Regions from separate parts of the Homo sapiens genome. Here region 1 is linked to region 2. Evidence: chromatin loops called from intact Hi-C (ENCODE). Cell type or tissue: heart right ventricle. All regions are shown on one strand. Links, peaks and the distances in the headings refer to the core of each region. The heading gives the core; the rest is flanking DNA. Region 1 overlaps ZNF407 (zinc finger protein 407). Region 2 overlaps ZNF407 (zinc finger protein 407).

Region 1 (8,342 bases), core at 70-8,069, 62 kb after region 2:
TCCTCATCTTGGAGATGAGGAACATCACTTGCACATTCCGCAGGTGCTGCAAAGGCTGCACAAGATCATGGCTGTGAGAGTGATCTCCACACAGGGTACAAGTGTAAGGCATCAGGATTGCAGAAAACAAGTGAAGAACAACAGAGCCATGTGATCAATTTAAGATTGAGTAGAAAAAATGTCTTCAAGAAATGGCTAGTATTGTGGATCAGAATGAGCATTTTTCGTTTTTAGACAGCTGGGTAAGCAGAGGTAGAAGTAAAAAAAAGTGACTACGCAGGAAGAAGAAGAGCAGGTTGAATCCACTTTTCACCATGAAACAAATGCTTAGAACCCCAGCCTTTATAGGAGAAGAAAATGGCCACAGTTGGCTGGTCATTTTCTAATGAGTCTGAAGGAAACAGCTCTGTCCCCAACATTCCAAAGTGCAGAGGGGTGATTTTAAAGTTCACCTGGAATGGTCAGAACCACTCCACGGACACATGGGCCCATGGACACAAAAAGGGCACAAGGACAAAAATCTCAAACATGCACATTTAGTCTTTTTATTTATTTTTTTTACTTAAGTTTTTGTTATGTCTATTTTTTCAAGAGGCTGTATTTTACGTCTGCGATGGGCCTGAACAAGCAGTTCCCTTTTCCTTTTGCTGGGCCCAGTAACTTTGTCAGGAGAGCCATCAGGCAGGTGCTAACTGCAGAGCTGCGAGAGGCCCCTAATTGTGAAGCCCTTACAAGGACTGAACCTGATCATTCACGGAACTGTTGAGTTGATGGGATTCGTGTAGCTGGTTATAAATTGATAATCTAAATTAATTCATTCAAGCAGAAATCGATTTTGTAACTCCTTGAGAGCTTGTAATAATGCTTACCTCCCACTGCTAGCTGCATTCTCTGTTTCATAAAGCTGGTCGGGAACAGCTGGATTCAGGTGACCTGCTAGCTCATTAAATCTGTTACACATGCCTTCTGGTAAATGATATTAAGCTGAAATGTCCTAACGTTGATTTTTTTCTTTAATTTTATGACAGAAATAACCTAATTTGTAACACAAAATAACAATCTCCTTGGATTACTTTGCCTTGCTAAAATATTTTATGCATTTTTCATTTACACAAAGGTAATGGAAAAACACTTAAACTATCTGTTATTTAAACCACAAGAGATATGTTACTGAAAGTCTGATAGCTACAAAAATGATTGTCTCTTCATAGTCTTTACTTTACATCTGTAATAAAAGGCAGACAATTCAATTCATTGGTTAGTAAATAAAGTACGATAGTTTTTATTTTATTTTCTCTGCCTTGCAAGAACTAAAATCAGATTGCTTTTTAAATTCATTTAGAAATAGGACTCATTACTTTCCTTTCCTCTTTCTAATCTAAAATGTCTAATGTCCATTCGGAACCTCACATTTTCTTCATCAGCAGAAGTTGTAACCTAATTCTACATCCCATATTCGAAGAATCACTTTCTGAGCTGCTCTCTGCCTGTGCACAAAGGTTGAATAACGAAATCAGAGCCCTGCCTTTTGTGCATCTGCGACTATTAAACACTTATTGCCGTTCACCTCCTGACTTCATTTCCTTTTTCTAAATACATTTTAAAATAAAAACACATCCAGAATGCCCAAGTAACACAGTTAAAATATGTCCTAAGACTGTAAGTAACCAATCATTTTTACTGCCATAATAAGTGATAAGCGTTTCTCAAATCAAGGAAGGTGACTAACTGAAACCCCAAACTGTCCACCTTAAATGCTCTTATTCACACAGGAGGCCAGAGTCATCATTTTACAGCCTCAAAAGCCACCGCTGTGAAAAACTAAGAAAATGCTTGTTGGCGCCTGCCTCATCTAGTAGGATTTACCTTACGGAAGCTGCCTTCTCTGTTTCATAAAGTCCTGCCTCCGTTTTCAGCGGGCTGATTAACATAAAATCCTACTATTCAATTTGTAAACATTTCAATACTGAACACTATTTGTTTAGTATTAAAACCAAACTTGAGTAGTTTTCTAGATATGATACCTAATGCTGAGTTTATCATGTATTTTGAAAGAATTTACTTTAAAAGCTTCCAAAGACCATGTATTCACATCACAGTGGTTAAAACTGAATTTTAATATATTAAGAATACATGGCCTTATAATCCCAAGCTTCTAACAATTCTAAAAATTCTCAAAGTAAAAATAACAAAACCACTCACTCTGAATGCATATAGATTTCCCTGATCTAACACAAAGTTGTCTAAGGAAAAAAGCAGAGCCAAGCACAAGTCCCTCGGTATCTCTTAAACAAGAAATGGTAGCCTCAGAGCACAGCCGAATGAACTGCCCAGAAAAAGACAGAGGAAGGGCCCAGCATTGTCACCCTCCCTTCTGCCTCTCCCACCAAAGCCTCTTCCAAATGATTTCATTAAAAAAGATTAAGACTTCATTGATAATAATCTAGAAAACAGAAAGAAAAAAGAAATATAACAAATGCACAGTGAGACAGAGCTGACCCAGAGCTACAAACAGCACGGTCAGCAAAATAATTTAGGAAGCGAATAAAATACTATTTTCTGTGAGGATCAGTGTTAAGGTTTCTTTGATAGCCTAATGCTTTTTTTAGAACCTGCCCACTTCACAACTGGTCCACCCACACTGCAACCCAGTGTAGGATCGAATCACCCTCAGCTCGGTTACTGCAGTAGTCTCTGAACCTGTCTCTTGGCTGCCCCTTTTGTGACCCTCTGGCCACTCTCCACACAGCATCCAGAATGCTGTTTACCATGGATGTGGTCTCCTTTAGCCCTAAGGTGCCACGGCTCCTGGCACACTCAAATCGCCCAAGCCAGGCCCTGCCGTTCACACTTGCCCCTGCAGTCACGCAGATCTAGCTCCACTGTCCTTTACATTCCATGAATTTGCAAATATAAGTCAGCCTTCGATAAATATTCAATTAGCAACATATTCAGGATGTGAGTCATTTCAGGGTGTCAAACTGTTTTTTCACACAGGAAGTCAGAGAAAGAAAATACATACATTGAGTAAAGATTTCTAGCCTGCTTAAAATGAATACAGCTGCAGAACCACGGCTTGTCACTTCTCTAACATTTGGACACCATTTCGTCTCCTTGAAATTTCGTTGCTTTTATGTCTAGATAGTTGATAAATCAATAATAAACTTCTTCCACCCTCATCAATTGTAGAAAAAAATCTCAACTCTGTCTTCAAAGTCACTCCCAGAATTCTGTCCACACTGTGCTGTGGCCGCTCACTGCCCACGAGTGCCCTCCCCGGCCCTTTCCATCATCTATTCTTCCTGTCGCTGGGTCCTGAGTGCCGCTGCCGTCTTTTGCATATGGTTTCCTGGTCATAGGACACGTGTCCAAAGTGAACTGCACTGTAATACTCCCTACCGTTTGAGAATCTAAACATGAGCCCTGCTCTCTGCACAGATGGACACACACCAGCAGGGACAGTCCACATTCAGGGTCGAACTGCCTCCCCTTCTGCCACTGGCCTCCTTCCTGACTGTTTGCTTTAAACAAGGATGCAGACTTTCCAGACACAATTTCTCTGGAAATGTTCATTTTCATCACTTCTGTGGCTCTTCCCAGTTATTTCCTCACAGGAAATTTGCATGCTTTTCAGCAAACAGCCCTTTGACACAACCTGGATCTTGATCTTATTTTTTGTAACTTTTTAAGCGGAAATAATGTCAAATTTACAAGTTGCAAGGATGGCACAAAGAACTACTCTCTTATACTTTTATCTCATTGTAAATGTTTTACAGCATTTATCTACTCTTTCTATATATACACATTTTTTTTTTATGAGCCATTTGGGAGTAAGCTGAAGAACTGATGCTCTTTTACTCATGAATACTTGTGAGCTTCCTATGAACAAGGACCTTCTCTTACACAGCCACAGAACAATGCACAAAACTGTGGGATTTAAAAATGATACACTAATATTCTCCAATCTACAGACCTTATTCTAATTTCATTAGATGTTCCAACAATGTGGTTTATAGCAAAACAGATAAAAGAAGAAGAAATTCTGGCGCAGGGTCCAAACCGGACCACAGCATTATGTGGCGTGTCTGTGAATCTCCTTTATTCTGGAATAGTGCACCAGTCTTTGTCTCTCACACTTCAGTCACTTATTAAAATACACGCCAGTCATTTAGAAGAATGTTCCTAAATGAGAGCTTACCTGATTCAAATTGTTTTTCTGCATCTTAAATTACAAAGTATTTTTCCATATCCTATACCCAAAGGAGTGTTCACCATTTGAACCATTTAAAGCCCAGCCCTAAATACAGTTTTCTGACGAGCTTTCCTTAGATTAGGGAACACTGTTAACTATTACTTAATCGCTGCGTATTTTTTTGTTTCTTAACAGTTTAGCTTCAAACATTTTTTAAAACCAACCTTACTGAAGTGTAATTTATAGTCAGTTAATTGGATACACTTCTAAGTGTATAGCTCAATGAGTTTTGACACATCTACTCACCCTTGTAACCACCACCACAAATAAGATATAGAATAATTTCATTACCCTCAGAATTTTCCTGAGGTCCCCTGTCCCAGCCCCAGGAAAACACAGCTCTGGCTTACAACCCTATGGATGAGAACTGCCTGTTGCGGCTCGGGAAATGAGTGGAACTGCAGAGTGCACTCTTCTGTGTCTGCGCTTTTGCTTAGCACACTTTTGAGACTCATCCATAATGTAGTGCATCCATAGTGCCTTCATTTTTATTGCTAATACTCCATGTTACGGATGAATTGTCCATTCATCTGCTGTTGATGGGCACTAGAGTTATTTTTAGCTTTTGACTATAAATAGCTATTATAAACATATAGAACTATCATAAATATTCATATATAAATCTTTGCATGAATATATGCTTTTTGCTTTTATCCCTTTTGGGTAAATTCCTAGGAGTGGAATCGTTGGGTCATATGGTAAGTAAGTATATGTTTAGTTTTACAGGAAATGGCTAAACTGTTTTCCAAATTGGCTGTACCATTTTTACAGTACTACCAGCAATGCCCAACAATTCCAGATGCTCCTCCATGTCCTCACTAATGTTTGGCATTCTTAAGTCTTTTTAATTTCAGTCATCTTAGTGGGTGTGCAGTGGCATGTTATTATAGTTTTAATTTTCACGTTCCTAAAAACTGGCGATGATTAGCATCATTTCATGTGCTTTTTGGCTGCTTAAATATCTTCTTTTGCTTATTTTTTGTTTGAATCTTTGTCTTCTTAAAATTGAAGTGAGAATGTTCACTCTTTTGTGCCCATCCCAAAAATCACTGTGAGACTTCTATGCAAAGGGCCTTGTCACAGTTTTCTGCAAACAACAACACTTGCCTTATTGCAAATAAACAAACTCCAACTGTCCCAGGGGAGACCCCTCACTGTAGTTTTCTCTTCGACAGAAGTCTGAAGGTCCACCTTCCGTGACGCTCACAGCCCTTCTTGATGTCATCCAGCTCTTATCCACGAATCCTCAGCTCACCATGGAAATGCGGATTTCCCCACCTTCAATCTGCCCCATCACACCAGTGATGTTTCAGTTCACTTTGCACTGGTTCTTCTTTCCACCCAGAACACTCTTGTGCCAGGCGGACCCACAACGAGTTCTCTAATTACCTTCAACTCCTTGCTCCTATGTCTCCATCCCAACAAGGCCTACCCAGACCTTCCAATCGACTATGGTAACTGCCTGTCTCCTCCCCACCCAGGGCCATCTCCAGAACTCCCAACCCCCACTATTTTTCTCCACTGTCTTTTCTTTATAGTACTTTATCTTTTAAAAAGGAATGTAATTATTTACTATGCCTTTTGTTCAGTGTCTGTCTCTTTCTGCTAGAATAAATACTCCAGAAGGCCAAGACTCCTCGTTTTGCTCATGAATGTATCGTGGGCACTCAGAACAGCAGCTGGCTTCAGCCTGGATACATCTTCATCCCTCCCCTATGCTACTGCTCTAAGATGCATGACCTCAGTTCTCACTGGCTGTGGCAGTTCCATTGTGAGGAGTGGGGAAGTCCTAAAACCCTGATATCCTTTCAGCTTTCCTGGTGCCATGCGAAGCTGGAGAGTTCAAATTTATACAAGGTTCATGCTAAAAAGTAAGCTTTGGACCTACAAGGTTCATGTAGAAAAGTAAGTTTTGGACCTATTATTTTCTCTCAAAACTGTTTGAGAAGGCTAACTAGAAGCAAGGAATACTCCTGAAGGGACTTGGCTGAACATTAGTTTTCAAATGCTGAGTCTGGGATACATCTGAGAGTTTAAGTGGGTGAACTAGATTAAGTGATGTAGTGATGGCCACAAGTGAAGAATCAGTGGGCTCAGAAATGTTAGAGAAATCTGAACATAGAACTCAACCTATTTCATAATATATATGGAAAGCCCATTAAGGTAAGAATAAATTTTAGGAAATGTTAAGAATAACCATGTTTAAATTTAGTGACCAATACCGAATAGGTATTGATTTTAAAGAAGAATATATATGTATATGCTATAATGCTAGCAGCCCATTTTAAATAGAAAAATTGCCACACAAGACTTGCCTTCTCTTCATTGTAAAAGAGATGACTCATCTTAGAAAGAAAATGGCCTAATTGCTATTAGATTTACAATTCTCAAAATTTTATTGGTGCCACAACATTTAAAATATATAGTTCTAGAAATCAAAGATATACAGAAGGTAAAAGCTACTGAAAACCACAGCAGTTTCATCTTGCAAGGCACTGCTGTTAAACATAACCCAAATCGAAGTGTGTGCACACAAACAGCTATGTGAAGCTTCTACAGGAGTCCCTTCTACTACCCTCAGATTTTGGTTTCCAGGTTTTATCTGCGTGCTATCAGCTTTTTAGTTTCATAAGTTATAACTTTCTCATGACTTGCTTGAATTGTTATAAGCAGGTAATTAAATAAACTAGAAAAAAACCTAACTGAAAATTCAATGTGCAAGTAAGCTGAACTAGCACATCAGACAATGGTTTCATATGCTAATGCCCCTGGGTGTATGCCAGTTTTTTCCTCTGAACTTCTCCGATTTCATCCATCTTTGTTGAATGGCAGCTCAGCACCCCCTTCACCTACACTCAGCCACAAACATATCTGGGCCATCTGTGTCTTGAAGACAAGGGAGGACATATCAGCACTTCCCCTTCCCCACGAGTTCAGCTGACATTCTTTAGTAAAATACACAAAAGAACAGATTGCAGTTCATCCATAGGGCAATTTCACATTTCGCAAAGCTGTATGGTGCACAAATCCCACCCATATACATCAGAGGTCGTCTGAAGACTGGATGCCAAAGTCAAGAGTTGAGTGTGAGGTTTTGTTTTGCTTCTGTAAGAAGAGTTAATGTGGCATTTATGAAAGCTCACAGTTTCCCAAAAATCACTTCTGCAAAAATAAGTTCAAAAGGAACTCAGCTACACTTAGCATTTTACATTGTGTATGAATCATCTGTGAAGTTATAAAAACTTTGGTTGAAATTTTCAGGAAACCCTGTCAATTCTTTGACTTTTGAAAGAGATTTCTGTTGTCATATACAGTTTCAAATTGTTTAATAGCATGCAGAAATAGAACAGAATCAGAAGAGTGTCAAAGTGAATCAAATCCAGAAATTTAAGGGAAAAAAAGATAAAATTCAGACAAAATTTACTTTAATGACCACAATTTTGCTGTAGCATTTTAGATTCCTTTGGCTATTGTCCAACTTAACCAAAGCCAGTCACAGTAAACTTGGTTGAGCTAGGGTAAGTTACTAAGTACTCCATTTGTTGATGGGTATCAGATTCGCAGAAGGAACTAATTGACATCTGCACAGAGCGTTTAATTTTTCTATGCTTAATATTCTATTACCCCGAGTACCTGAAGTTTCACTGATGTTTACTGCCTTTCCCCCACTTCTGCAATTATCCTTAAAAATACATCAATAATGTGTCATAGAAATCTCCAATAATTTTTCTAAAGATAATACTTTTGAATTTGGTAAAGAATGATGTTTAAAAATTTTAGGCAGCACAGGACATGTACAAGCTGCTGAATATTAGATGTTTGATTTTCAGAGAATATCATTTTCATAATTCATGGATTTAACATATAAGATGGTAAATGAAAAGTATATAAATAATTATCACAGAAAAGCATCAAAATTTCATTTTTTTATGATTAGGAAATAGAATTTTTTTTTTTTTTTTGAGACAGAGTTTCGCTCTGTCGCCCAGGCTGGAGTACAGTCGTGGGATCTTGGCTCACTGCAACCTCCACCTCCTGGGTTCAAGCGATTCTCCTGCCTTGGCCTCCTGAGTAGCTGGGATTACAGGTG
Region 2 (8,342 bases), core at 229-8,228:
TTCAAGCTGTGGTACTCATGCCGTGTGAATGCCTGGAGACTTTCCAAAGGAGTTTTGAGGGTTGGAAAGGGTCTGCCTGGGCACGTGTCTGGGGACAGAGCTCCTGACTACCTGCCTTTCTCCCTCCTCCCAATTTGCAGAAGAAACAACCCGCGTCCATCCCCGCCTGGTGCCTTGACCGAGGGAAGATCAGAGTTTAAAAGCTGAGCTGAAATGAGGGTGGGCGTGCAGGTCCCACGGGCAGGGGCCGAATCGCTGCCTGTCTCATGGTTGTCTTGTAAACTTTGATCCTCCTATATTCTCTCCTCGGAGAGGTCAGAAGCCTCAAGAGGGTGGCGCCCACAGCTCCTGTATTCATGCTTCCTTTCCGCCTGAGCATAAGCCGGGCCCGTGTGGCTGATCCCCGGTCAGTTTGCCATCTGCTAGGACCTCTAGATCTTTGTCTCCTGTATTTGACACATTCTTTCTCTGGTATGCTTGCAATTTCTCCCCAACCCTACTTTTCTACCCAGCGCCATCTTCACATGTCAACCTTGATTTGTTTCTGTCCGTTCTCTAATTTTAATGTCATTTTTAGTCTAATTCAGAATTTGAAAAAAACGGAAATAAGGACACAAAAACAAAGAAGGCAGCCTTCTGGTCATTCCCCTCCCCCATTAATTTTAATTACAGAAAAGGACATACTGCCAGTACATTAAGAGAGAGGAGAAACTACTGTAGTTGGGAAGGAAAGAACAAACATCCTCTTCTTCAGTAGTCTCAGGAAGAAATGGTGCATGCTTGAGTCCAAGCAATTGTTCTTTACTTTGTAACTGGACAGGAAATCTCTTGGGTATAGAATTATCCTTTGGATCCCTTGCAGCACTGATAATTATGCTATTCTGAACTACTTACTGAATGTATTTTAATCCAGAGGTGGGTTAAGCCACTTCCAGACCATTAATGTAAACTAAATGGGTAAATACTGCTGTCGGTGTGGGGTGTGACGAAGCCTAGCAACACCAATGTCCTCACCTCCGCACACGCACAGGCCCAGCGAGTCCATCACAGTTCATAAATGCGAGCGCGGGTCCATCTTTTGATTCAGCAATTTAATAACTTCGAGTGCTGTCAGTACTGCTTTGAAAAATAGCACCTATAAAATGTAACAGCCTCAATCAGATTGAAAAAGATTCACCCACTGAAGATTCTTCCATTTCAACCATGATGAATTAATGTTGAGCTATGTAGAAGTTCAAGTGTCATTTAAACGAATGTGAATCTCTTCTATAACTTTAAACCCTAACTGGGCTATGACCAAGAATGTACTGGGTACATCGACCTCCAGTTTTGAGCTCTTTCTAGTAAATATGAACTGTAAAGCTCACCAAATGCAAATGGCCAAATGGATACAGCGTTTGGGAAACAGGCACGTGGTACAGGTTGCATCCTTCACTGCTTAGTCACTGTTATGTGTCCAAAATCGCACAAAGCCTTAATGGGGCATGGATGCTCAATGTAGTATTTGTATTACGGTACCTTTAAAAAAGACAGTGTCAGATTTCAATACAGTAACAGTAGTTAACCAAACAGTGTGCCTAAAATCATTCTTTTTTGGGTCTGTTTTCAACAGGGCAATAAGCAGCTTTGCGTAGAAGGCACAGTGACATTAAAATGCAGCCTCGTGCCCATCTACAAAGTCCTCACTTTCTGCCCGTTTGCGTTCGTGAGCACAAAGATATTTTACTCCCTTCTCAGAGCCGAATGCATTGAAAGTTCACAGCTTGGATGGAATAAAAAGGTAGTTACTGGGGTGTCTGAGGATTTGCTTTTGGGGAGAGGATTTTGAGTTCGGCTCGCTGCTCTGGGATGCCATTATGATGCTGCAGCTCCTTCTGCGTGCTTGAAGCCAACATCTCCAGCGTGGAAAAACACAAGCTCCATTATGCGGGGGTGGAGGGGTTAAGCTGCAGAGACTTTGCTCCCCAAAACTGTGCTAGGGGCTCAGTTCTGCTGGCTGGTGTGCTTCTGGGAAGCAGCACAGGGCTGCGTACCTGACTCCTTCCTCTGTGTGTGTGCTGCTCCTTCCTTACTGTCATCATTTGTTCCCACAGAATAAATACCTTACGCTTTTGTTAAGCTTACATTTAATTAAAATGTACAGAATTTGTGCAGTAAACCCGAATGAAAAAAATAAAACAAGGGCCCCCTCTCTTGAAGGCATACGTTGTGAATGAAAAATGTCATTACAGACTAAAAAATTTTGCAGTAAACAGGGCCTACAGAGAGAAGTTTCCCCTGTAATGACATCCATAAAATACACGAATGGCACTTTTAGTACCATCCTGAATATGGCATTTTCTGTGCTCTACACACAATCTAAATGGTTTGATCATAGAGCATAATACTCCATTGGGTTTATAGAACAATCAATGTTCCCTAAAATGATGTATTTATCCAATAGTAGGCTCAGCAGTTACTGGTGTATGACACTGTAGGACACAGGCTTGGGCTCCTCGGCCGCACACGTGCTGGCTGTAAAACTTATCTAACACCACTTCAACAACTTCATCTCATCTGTGGCAAGTAATTTGTGGAAGCCTCAGCTTGGTTTAAAAAAAAACTTGTAATAAAAATTCATAGAATTTTCAGGAGAATGAAAGCTGATGACAATAGAAAGGTCACATTGTGTCTCCACTAAAGGGGTCAAAGGTTGTTAGCAGTTCTAAAACCGAAAGTAGATTTCATGCATCACGTAGCAGATAAAGATGGCATTAAAAAGACGTGTCGTGGGGTGAGATGCCTAATGCCTACAAAAGCCTGTGCTAATATCCTATGTAAACCACTCTGTTGCTGTGAGTTGGCATTTATTTTAAATTTCTAAGCTTCTCCTGAAATGGTACTAAATGTTGATACATTGCTAGGTTACATCTCAGACACTGGATGTACTTTAGATTTTATATTTTCGTAGGCCCAGTAAGCTTGAGAATGCTGGGATGGTTCCTTGTCGTAATGAAAGCACCTTGAATACGATGCGATTAAAAAAATTTTCACATAAAAATTTGGGACACACATGACATTGCAATTCTTAAGCCACATATAATTTTTCTTGGCTTCAATTTTAAGATGTAATTTTAACAAGAATGTTAAGAAATCATACTTAATGTCTATTAAAATGAAACAATATTAACAGATTATGCTAATAAATTAGAGCCATATTTTAATGTCACAAAAGCTTATAAGTTTCTCAAGTGAAAGCAGGAAAAATGACAAATTAAAATTCAATGAAATATAACCTTTTAGAAATTTCAAAGCAGGGAATACATTATTCTTACAATAGCAGTCACCGATAGTTTGGCCAGTCAAACTGATCTCAATAATTGCTCCAGAATTTATTCATCTTATAGACAATAATAATTCCCTGGCATTATGCAAGATGTCCTGTTACAGAGCTCCCACTGGACTCTGGTTTTGAAGAAGTGATGCTTTCTATGTTAACACTGGTACATATTACGGGGGACTCCCTGCCTTTGAGCTACTTCTTGTACTAAACAATGTGAACTTCCTCAAGTTCCTGAAGGGAAAACTCCAATCAAGTGGTTTAGGGACTTCGCTAGGATCAAAGAAAGAGTATGAATCTGGTATAACATGGGACAGAGTAACCTCTTAGTTTTATATTCCAGTAACCAAATGGCAATTTCTCCTTTTTTAAAAAAGTTTTTAAGAACACAGGTTGGTTGGTCAGTACCTCATGTTTCTCCATTATTTTCAATGGTTAGAAACACATTCTGGTCAGCGTTACTAAAATTCACACACAAAACAGAAACAGAAAGGTTACTTGAAATACAAGATTAAGAATTATTTTTAGCCTTTGACATGCATGTTAAACATGGTAGCTAAACTAGTGAGATTTATCTCAGAGTACAGATCAGTTTTGGTCAGCTGACAGGAGCTGGCCTAAGGACAAGTTAGACATATCATAGCATAATAATTAAAAGGAGTTTTGGTAACTATCTGCTGTATACCACATATAAACATATAAAAATATGTTGAAGGAGGACAGTATATAAAGTCTTCGCCATGCCCCGCATTTCATGACGCTGCTGTTTTATAAGAAGAGATGGGGAAATTGCTTTTCTGTAAAAATTAGCTGAGATTCACACCATTTCCGAAAAATTCTTTCACATACATTCAAATACACAATTTCTTTGGATATACCATGCAATTTTTAGTGAAGGAACATTTACAATAAACCAGGGCAAAAATTTAGGTACCAAAAGTTTTAGTCCCTTTTTCTTAATTGCCATGGGTGCGACATTTAACACTGGCAGCAACTGAAGATGATCATATAAAACCCCTGAAAAGAATTCTGGAAATTCACAAAAAATGAAGACTAAATTTTATCTCGAGTTGGAAATACATAATCATGCAGGTTTCTAACTTTACCAAGAATAGTCTCCATGGGCCTAGATATTTCCATGGCCACTGAAGAGTGACAAAGAACAAAAGACAATATTTTACCTTTAAAGTCACAAACCCTAAGAAATGTTGTATTATACCAGACCCTTAGGTCTATATTATCATTTTCATGCATGAAGATCTAACAGTAATAGAGGTGATGCACACAAATCTCACTCAGGAAGATGAGAATGCGTGCTTTAAGGTTATCTTGACGGGCTTTGTGGGGTGGAGAGGAAGGGCAGAGGTTAACTGTTTCTCTGCTGGGCAGAGGCCTGTGAGCTACACAGAGAGATCGTGGTGCACAACCATGTACCTTTGGAAATCGAACTCAGGTGACAGAAACAGTGTCATTGAGTTTCATGGAGGGCGATGAGATGGCACTTTAAAATTAGGCTGGGAAGGGCTCTGATCTAGTCATTTACCCATGAATAGTACTTCTTCAGAACAGCCAGTTGATGTGCCAGCAGAAAGTGCTCAAAAGTCTTCAGTCCTATTTGAAATAAAGCACGGGGAGGAGTGGTGGAGGGGAACCCATGCAGTATCAACATAGGGTGCGTCTCTCACTCTGCACACATTTCCGGGTGTTGAGGTCAGAGCCCTGGCCAATGGGAAGGGGGGTGTCCCTCTTGGAGACACCCTGGCCTCTCCTTCCAGTGCAAGCCTTCTGCTCCTGTGTGCCGACACGTGTGTGAGCATTAGTGACAATGGCTGAGAACACGTAACAGTGCCCTTCAGGCTTTGTATGGGGGGGAGCCCATGCTTGGAAAAGAGCTGTGGAATGTCAGTCCCTCAGGAGTGAGGCTTCCAGAAGACCTTCAAACTCTACCAGACAAATAGCGCCCCCCTGCTTACTGTAAGGCTGCCTCTGTTTGACTTAAAGACGTAACAAACTGGAATAGGCATTCTTATGGAATCAGGAAATTAGGAATCCCAACCACCTTTTCCTAAATGTCCTCTGATAGTCTATGAACTCCCAATGCAGATAAACAGTATCAGGAGACAAGGCCTATTTTTCAAAAGTTGTACACATTATACATACCTTAAAAGGTAAAATTATGCAAATAAGCCCAGCCGGTCCTCCTGGAGGGCATGCATCTAACAAGGCTACTTTAAAAGGCTAACAAGACAGATTCAACTTTTTCCTTTTTCTTTTTCTGGCAAAACCCTATAAAAAAACCCACATTCACTTTTGTAGTCATGTTTATATTTCCTTTATATTATAGTATCTTCATATTGTTCCCAAGGAAATGAGAGGAAACAGACATTTGTCTTCATTGTAGACACTTTCATATGAAGGTAGAAAGCAAACTGCTTCTCAGTAACCGCACAGAGGCATCATTAAAATCAAATTTACAGTAAACAGAACCGACGGCTGGGGTAAAACACTAACTGTTAGTATTTTAATGATCAGCAAAGCTTTCGGAGGTCTAACATCTGCTCATAGCCAAACGATAGCAGCTGCTTGTGTACACTTGAAACAATGCGGATTTCTTCTCTATGCCTTAAAATGAATCATATGTGCTGGGCACATGGCTGCTCTTTCCAACGGAGTTGGTGTGTGCCAGGAGACCTCCAGCACCCTGTGGATAGCAACTCGGGAAGGCCCGGGCTCTTTGAGGCAGGAGATCCAAACCCGCAGAAATCCCTGAGTCCAGGAAATGAAAGCAGGAGAAAGGGTGCAGGAGGCCACCACTGGCTGGGCAAGGCTGCCAGGTGCGGGGGAAGCAAAGCCTCAGGAGCTGTCACCGCGGAGCAAGTCAAGGGGAGGACACAGGGCCATGAAGGTGAGGGGACGATGGCCCTCAGTCCTTCCTTGGATCTACCTGGATGGACTTGGGAGAGCCTCTGTGCCAGGCCACACCCAGCCTCAGCCTTTTCTACACACGGCAGGACCGAGTGGGCGGACTGGACGCTGACATTGTCAAGGTAGAAAACGATAACGCATTTTCTTCCTAACCAGTAGAAACTACTATCTTCATTTTCAACATTTTCCTAAATATCTAAGTTAAATTCCTCTTGAAAGTTGCAGAGTATCTGTGGCTTGGGCTCTACAGAATAACATACCCCTGGGATAATAAAGCTTAACAAAAATCAAACAAAAGACAAACTATGAGGCATGAACCCTGACTCTGGAATGAGCAGAATGAATAGAAACTAACTTTCAAATGGAAACCCTGAGTGAAGTGGCAGCTGTTGGAACCCACAGTCAGGCAGCTTGGTGAGGCAGTATCCGTGGTTTCCCTCCACACACCTGACCTAGCTTTTCTGAGAAGCAAGGGAAGTTCAGAGGGAGATCCTTTTAGAAAGCACAATCCAAATGAATATTGAGCCCAGACCTGACGGGGTCCTGTCCACCTGGTGCACTGTGCACATCTGAAATGCACAGGACGGGGTGAGGCGGGACCTGGGTGCGGCCGGCACTAAGGCCTCACTGTGTCTAGAGGGAACAGTGCGTCATTCTATCTCAGCAGCTATGCACGGCACACTGAAGTCCTCCAGAAAATTTCCACAGTAGATTTTTAAAATAGGGTAGTAAGTCCAATAAGGTAATCATGTGTCATGGGGCTGGGGCCAATTACAGGACCACACGATTCCACTGTGTTCCAAGAGGGCGTAAACAGGAAAACTATCTTTTAAAAAAATTATTAGCAGTTTATCAGGGAAATTAAAGGCTTTGTTAAACAGGCAACACTATTTCGCCTTTTCACTAAAAGCCTGTTTGAAAGGAGCTGGCTGGCAGGCACACATAGCAACAAGCATGCGGTATGGGTCCGAACGCTGATCAGGGAGTGACATCCACGCACATGTGTCCTTCCACCCGGGTGCACGTGCAGGAAAGCAGTAGCAAAGCTGTGTACCGGGTGCCGCACAGGCACCCCCAGAAGGCACTTTGTGTGGGAATGGTGACGTGAACAAGTGGAAAACTGAATTCATTATGTGTAATCCAAACTCAGGTACCTAAGAAACGAGCTCTATCAGGCGGCTGACGCCTGAGTCCACTTGGCACACAACCAGTTGCCCACTTAACATAATCTTCAACAGGGGTTAGAAAGGCAGGACTTGGAATGCTTTCGGGTGGAATGTCTAAGGGCCACTTCTTCTGCCGGAACTTCCCAGTCCCAAAAATAAAGCTACAGGCCTGACACTGGTGGAGGATCTTCAAGGGACATGGGAGGACCGGAAGACGGGCTCCCTGAGCTCCTTCATGGAGGGAGAGCAGTGGCATTCTGTCCCACTCTTTGTTGTTGTTTTTTTTGCTGTGGTTCAAAAAATGGCTCATCGTAATATTCTGAAGGGGCAAAGGCAATCTAGCATAAGCGCGCGACTCCTGTGGCAGATAACAGCGAGGTAATGTAATTATACAATGGGGCATAATAGGCTAATTATTAATACCATTTTCTAAAATTTAAACACTTTATATGCTTAATCAAATGTAACATTTCCATGTTTTCTTGAAATATATACATACACATGCATACATAAAATTAAGCACACCCAAGCACACGCCTTCGTGGACATGCACACGTATGCAAGCACTGCTAGCGGTGTTTGACAAGGGTAGCCTTCCATTTCCATTCTCCTCATCACGTTCCTTATCCAAAGGTCTTCCCCAGAGCCTCTCCTGAGTGCGAATCTATGGCATTCTGGGTGGAGGACAGACATGAGTTAAGTAGGCGGGCCTTTCTAAACTATGTTCAGGACTATGTCAAATGGGCAGCTGGCTGTGTGTCAAATGAACCTGGCCTTCACTTATGAGAGTGCCTGAGTTCTGATGACATGTGGTGGTCTCTGCTTTTTAGGGAGTTCCCTGGAGAAAAGCCCCTCGGACATGTCTCACATAGCTCCTTACCTGATGACCGACCCCCAGACTAGCAGCAGCATGGCTGGAATAAGTCCCGACA

The links. Peaks named below come from ENCODE experiments on the same cell type or tissue, not always from the same donor. Only the 100,000 strongest peaks of a DNase experiment are listed, where the experiment ranks them.
Region 1: a loop joins it to region 2, with 4 times the contacts of the local background. A loop is called at or near these places in 2 of 110 quality-filtered maps.

Annotation. Positions count from the first base shown.
Region 1 is chr18:74,989,715-74,998,056 of GRCh38, reverse strand. The region is part of intron 8 of ZNF407 (zinc finger protein 407); the gene reads right to left. Among named protein-coding and RNA genes, the nearest start is that of PTGR3, 220 kb to the left of the region's middle. RefSeq lists enhancers at 2,309-2,808, 2,809-3,310. In heart right ventricle, for the core only: no CTCF peak of the experiment used is centred there; a DNase peak (open chromatin) is centred at 3,330; H3K27ac peaks cover 636 bases.
Region 2 is chr18:75,051,739-75,060,080 of GRCh38, reverse strand. All of the region lies in intron 8 of ZNF407 (zinc finger protein 407), which reads right to left. Among named protein-coding and RNA genes, the nearest start is that of PTGR3, 150 kb to the left of the region's middle. RefSeq lists an enhancer at 6,181-6,681. In heart right ventricle, for the core only: no CTCF peak of the experiment used is centred there; no DNase peak of the experiment used is centred there; H3K27ac peaks cover 2,218 bases.